Regions from separate parts of the Homo sapiens genome. Here region 2 is linked to region 1. A link is a loop called in an ENCODE intact Hi-C map of the cell type or tissue named here. Cell type or tissue: ovary. All regions are shown on one strand. Links, peaks and the distances in the headings refer to the core of each region. The heading gives the core; the rest is flanking DNA.

Region 1 (2,905 bases), core at 136-2,635:
GTGTGTGATGTGTGTGGATGGTATGAGTGTGGTGTGCATGTGGTGCATATGTGTAGTGTTCGGTATGTAGGTGATGTGTGGCCTACTGTGTACATGTGTGGCATGTGTGTGATGTGTGTGAATGTGTGGTGTGTGTACGTGTGGAGTGTGCATGTGGTGTGTGCATGTGTGTAGTGTGTGCATGTGTGGTGTGCAGGTATGTATGTGCATGTGGTGTGTGTGTGCGCATGTACGGTGTGTGTGCATGTGATATATCTGGTGGGTGTGTGGCATGTATATGTTGTGTGTGGTGTGTATGGATGGGTGTGTGTGGTGTGTGTTGTGTGTGTGGTGTGCATGTGGTGCATATGCATAGTGTGTGGTATCTAGGTGATGTGTGGCCTATTGTGTGCATGTGTGGCATATGTGTGATGTGTGTGCATGTGTGTAGTGTGTGTGTACATGTGTGGCGTGTGTGGTGTGTGCATTTGCGTGGCATGGATGTGGTGTGTGTGCATGTGTGGTGTGTGTTTGTTGTGTATGTGCATGTGGTGTGTGATGTGTGTGGAGTGTGTGGTGTGCATGTGGTGTGTGTGTGCATGTGATATGTGTGTGATGGGTGTGTGGTATGTATATGATGTGTGTGTGGTGTGTGTAGTGTGTGTGGTGTGCATGTGGTGCCTATGTGTAGTGTGTGGTGTGTAGGTGATTTGTGAACTATTGTGTGCATGTGCATGCATATGTGTGGTGTGTATGCAGGTGGTGTGTGTGTGTATGTATGGTGTGTGTGCGTGTGGTGTATGTATGGTGTGTGTGCGTGTGGTGTATGTGTGTGTGTGTGGTGTGTGTGTGCAGTGTCAGGTTGGGGTTGGTAGGGACTAGGGGGCAGGCAGTGGAGTTTTCAAGCAAGGCCGTCAGGTCCAGGGGAGTCCTTACATCAAGCAGAAACTCCACGATGGTGTCAGCAGAAAACTCGCCATCGTACTCAATGACTTCATCTCCCTTGAATACATACATGCTGTCCACTTCAGTTAGGCCTAGGGAGTGAGCCGGGCGCAGGGGTGGGGTAGTGAGCCATGATCCCAGGCTTCCCACAGATTCAAGGTCCAAATCCTCGGCCACAGCCCGTTTGATAATCACCGGGGCCCCACATGCTCCACCTCATGGGCCCGTTGCCCCACCCACCTCCTCTGACCCAGAGGCCGACAGGCCTGAGGTCTCTGCCCCTGGATTAAGCCTAGGGGGCTAGCGTGGCCCCAGAGCTTTCTAGGGAGTAGCTGGGGGATCAGGTAGGGTGAGGGGAGGGAATAGAGAGGTGTAGATTCTAGCAGTATTTCTCCCCTTCTCTGACCGCAACGACTAGAGATGAGTATTCATGCCACCCCCTCTGAGCACTCTAGTAGCTGGTTCCCAGTCAAGCTCTTTAATTGCTATTACTGACCAGATGACTTCATTATTACTGACCACCCCTCCCCCATGCATGTCCAGAATCCCGTCTCAAGCCTGTGCTGCCCCCTAGTGGCTGACTGCTCTAACAACCATGGCTCTGGATGGGAGGGGTTGGAAGCGGAGTTTGCAGAGGTCTGGCCAGCCCCGCCTGTATTCCCCGACTCCCCTTCCCTCCAGCACCTAGCCATGTTTTAAGGTAAGTATAAAGAAGGCCTCCCCCACCTCTTTCTGGGATTTGAGCATGGAACTTCATAAGGAATAGAGAGGCAGAGTCTCCGAGCCATAACCCTCCCAACCTCATATTTTCTCACCCCCTCTTTTAGAATAGACATAAATCTGAGAGATTCCCAAGCCCCTCGGATCCCAAGGACTGCCTGACAGGTCCTCCGCCCTAAGCCTCCCCTTGTCTCAATGCCACCTTCCCCTCCCCTGCCCTCCCCTCTCTTACCTAGTTTCTTGGCCACAGCTGCATCCTTCTCAGAGTCTACCAGCCCGAAGCCAACACCCTTGTCTTCTAGGACTTGGGCTGCTAACTGGAGGGAAGGATTATGATTAAAATTAGCCCCTGGAATTTTTATTATCCCCTATTCTCCCTCTCATGCTTTCAAGTTGGGTCAGTTGAGGTGCGGGAGATATAAGAGTTGACCTTGACCCTTTGCTAAGATCCAGAATATCCCCCAAATTCCCTACAGCCACACAGTTCTGTTTTTGGCTCAACTTAGTTCATGAATATTGATTGCTCATTTGCAATGTGCTTATTATGTTGGACTTGAAGACACTGCACTCAATACTTCCCAGTGCCTAAGAGGTACTGAGGAGTCTGGCTTCAGAGTGACTGAGGGCCCCTTCCCTCCTTCAGGGTTGAGTCCTGCATTCCATCCTGCTCAAGTCACACCTGGAGGTCCCTGTCCCTGGTCAAGGGCCAAGCTCAGTGTGGGGTTGATCTTGGAAGTCCCTGAGATTCTTCAGAGTGACTCCCAATGGGAAGAATTTTGGAGGGTGGGAGGGTAGTGGTGGGTCTGGTCATGTTGTTGAGGAGTTGGGGAAGGCCAGAGAGCTGAGATAAGAGGTCACCATTTGTTACCCCCCAGAGGGAGAGAGACTGACAGCGACCGGACAGTTCTCCCCATCAGGGCCCAACTTTCCCCTTTCGCACTCTACTTCAGCCTGTCCTTAGGCTGTGGACAGTCACACCTGGAGGTCCCTGCCCCCATAAGCCTTCCAGCTTAGCGTTCAACCCTGATTTTCTCTGCTGTGGGCACAGCTTGCAGCTCTACCCCCACTCAGCACAGACTCAGGTACTGTGATTCTCAGAGGGGTGGGGAAGGGAGGCGGTTGGCAGGTGGATGGCCAGGGATACTGAGCACTCAGGATAAAAATACTCGGCTCATTAATCAGATGGCAGGTTCTAGCACCCAGCAGGGGTGCACAAAATGAGAGCCTGTGGTTCTGGTGTCTCACCCTGAAATGCTCCAAG
Region 2 (2,905 bases), core at 253-2,752, 75 kb after region 1:
CATAGAGGGGCTGCTCAGTTTCCACCTGGTGCCTATTTCTCCACTGGATTCTGCAAAGTCTGCACTAGGCTTTCAGGAATTAGTTTTCCCACACTATGATGTTAACTTTTGTTTCCCATAAAGAGTGGATACCTGGGTAGGGTCCACAGCCAAGGTGTTTGCTTTTTTTTTTTTTTTTTTTTTTTTTTTGCAGGATAATGCAGTTTTGGGGGTTTTGTTTGCATTTTAAAAAATATACTTTTTTTGGAGCAATTTTCTGGTTCACAGCAAAATTGAGTGGGAAGTAGAGAAAGTTCTCATATATCTCCTGCCCCCACACATGCACAGCCTCACCCACTATCAACACCCTGCATCAGAGTGTTACATTTGCTGCAATCATGAACCTGCATTGATACATCTTTATCGTCCAAAGCCCATAGTTTAAGTTTGAGTTCACTCTTGGTGTACATTCTATGGGTTTGGGCAAATGTATACTGACGTGTATCCGCCATTGTGGTATCATATGGAATAGCTTCACTGCCCTAAGACTTTTGTGCTCCAGGGTAATGCCTTTTTTACTTATCAGAGTCAGGAGCAATCCCAGAAGTATGGCAGCTGCCTTGTTCATAAGAGGTCGCCAATTCAGCATCTTGAGAGGTAGAAGTCTGACCAGTACAATCAGAAGCAAGGGTAGGGGTGGGGGATGCAAGGAGAAGTCAACACTGTTGTTCCCAAGATACCAATGATTTAAAAAGATATGAGCTTTTGGAGGCTGTGTTGCTCAGAAGTGCTCTTCTCAGAAAAGGTGACCAGTAAAATCGTGGGTTTGTCTCCACCTGAAGCATCTATGAATCTGGTATAATTTTGGCCTCCTAAAGGCAGATCTTCTTGGGGAGACCGAGCAGCCCAATGGAAGGGGTGGGGAAAGGCTTGTGAGTGGTTCTGCCTCTGCCTTTCTCAGGTGACCTAAGAGGATTCATTTAATTGAGTGGATTGAAATGCTTTACATTCACTAACTGTCTGTGGTGGGACAGAGCTGAGAAAAGGAAGAAATGCAATCAAGGGAACAGAGGCAAGAGATCAGGCTGGCTGAGCTTCAGTGTGACCCTCAGGAACTTCAGGGACAGAAGGGGGCCCAGGCATACACAGAGGAGCAGGGCTGGGTCTGTGGGCAGAAGAGCAGGGTGCAGAGGAATTTCTGTATATTCAGATGTGAAATAAATTTCATAAAAATTGGAATAAAATGCATGCTTTTTAAAAACTTGCTGGTCCATGCACTTTGGCATGCTGGATTGTGGCTGAGCTAAGCAGCTCCACGCAGTGCCTCCTTTTCCCAAGCTCCCGCCCTGCTCTCCAGCAGGCTTAGAGCTTGAGACACACTGCCCCTTCCCCCTCCTCCTGTCCTGGCAAAGATCTCAGGCTCTGCAGCCAGGAGCCTGCAGAGATTTGGGGCCAGCGGCTGCCCAGGCAAGAAAGAAAGAGAGGAAGCAAGGACCCCCCCAACCTCCCTCCACTCCTCCCTCCCCCAACCACAAGTCCCCCTCTCTGGGTCTTGAATGCTGAAGGAGAACAGAGAGTCCTTTTTGAGAAAGCCAGAGGCTGGGACAGAGTGGGGGCAGCTGGGAATCCGCCAACGCTCCCCCCATCTCAGCCTCTCCGTGGTAGCTGGAGCAGGCTGGGCTCCCTCCCACCAGTGTCGTCCCTTCCCCCAACTCCCACGCTGCCCTTCACAGCCACTGGGTAATGGGGGGACAGTGAAGCCTGCCTCTGCAGTGGAGATGCAGGGGAGAAGGGATTGGAGGAAAAATCATCCCTAGAACAGGTTGTGGGTGTCAGATGCCTTCCCTCTTCAGGGGTCGTTGGTAGGTTGAACTCTAAGCTCCAGGCCCTAAATACCCCCACCTCACCCAGCCTCTTAGTTTAAACAGCCCAGATCTGCTCCTCATCTTGCTATTGCATCACCCACAGCAACTTAGGATGGTGATTAAGGGGAGTTTGGGGGTGCTAGGGGAAAAAGACAGACTGGAAAAGTCAAGGTCTCATCACTTCCCAAGCAAGACCTCCTGAGCTGGGTCTACCTTGCTCTAAGATGGAGCAGGGTAGGGGGCTACCTCCCCTCCTTCTCTCTTCACTTGGATGGGGGAAATGGAGGGCTTATCTGATCCTTTAACCCCTGCCTCTTCTCAGAGGTCCTGCATCTCAGCTAGGGATGCCCTTTCCATGGGGAGCCAGAGATGTCAAGATGCAGCTGAAGGTCCCAAGACAGTATATCTTCCTGCAGCTATGACCTCTTCCTCCGTGAAGCCCATACCTCACAGCTCCTAAGGGCAGGCTCACAGACTCTCAAGCACCCCCACACAGTGACATTTATGCTTGTGCAGGCTTGAAGGCTTGTACATTTACAAATTTGCCTGCTGAGACACAAACACAGGTACTCATCCATGAGTAACTGCAGGACTCCCCGCCTATGGAGAACACGTGGTCAAGGACACACACTCACACACACACAGACACAGACACACAGATACATGCATGCACTCCAATTCTATTTATGGCTCCAACCCTAGCTCAGGAACCCTGGTGTCCAGGCTCAGGATTTCCCAGCTGCTCAACTAGGTGCAATAACATGTCCTTGCCTGACTCCTCCTGGGCCCAGAAACACCCACGGCTCCCCCTAGGCACAGTCTTCCTCATACCCTCCTGTTCCGCAGCATGCCCTTTCCCTCTGTGTCCTCTTTTGCCAGTATTCCACAAAAGGAAAGCAGCCAGGCACAGCATGTAAAAGGATTGGGCCACTCTTCTCCATATGGGAATTTCATTTCCAAGAATTCAAAGCCCTCTCCCTGCCCGCCCCATTGTTGTTAATCTTCCTCTTGGTGTAGCCATTGCTGCAGAATGCCATGGACGGGTGGACTGGGGGGGGGGT

The links. A loop is a pair of places that touch in the nucleus more often than their neighbours do. Peaks named below come from ENCODE experiments on the same cell type or tissue, not always from the same donor. Only the 100,000 strongest peaks of a DNase experiment are listed, where the experiment ranks them.
Region 2: a loop joins it to region 1, with 2.2 times the contacts of the local background. A loop is called at or near these places in 70 of 110 quality-filtered maps.

Annotation. Positions count from the first base shown.
Region 1 is chr1:160,191,858-160,194,762 of GRCh38, reverse strand. It overlaps CASQ1 (calsequestrin 1), which reads right to left. Exons shown (of 11, transcript NM_001231.5): 2 at 1,877-1,961; 3 at 916-1,016. Among named protein-coding and RNA genes, the nearest start is that of CASQ1, 2.7 kb to the right of the region's middle. In ovary, for the core only: a CTCF peak has its summit at 1,482 (motif pointing left); a DNase peak (open chromatin) is centred at 1,492.
Region 2 is chr1:160,116,541-160,119,445 of GRCh38, reverse strand. All of the region lies in intron 1 of ATP1A2 (ATPase Na+/K+ transporting subunit alpha 2), which reads right to left. Among named protein-coding and RNA genes, the nearest start is that of ATP1A2, 2.2 kb to the right of the region's middle. In ovary, for the core only: no CTCF peak of the experiment used is centred there; a DNase peak (open chromatin) is centred at 1,345.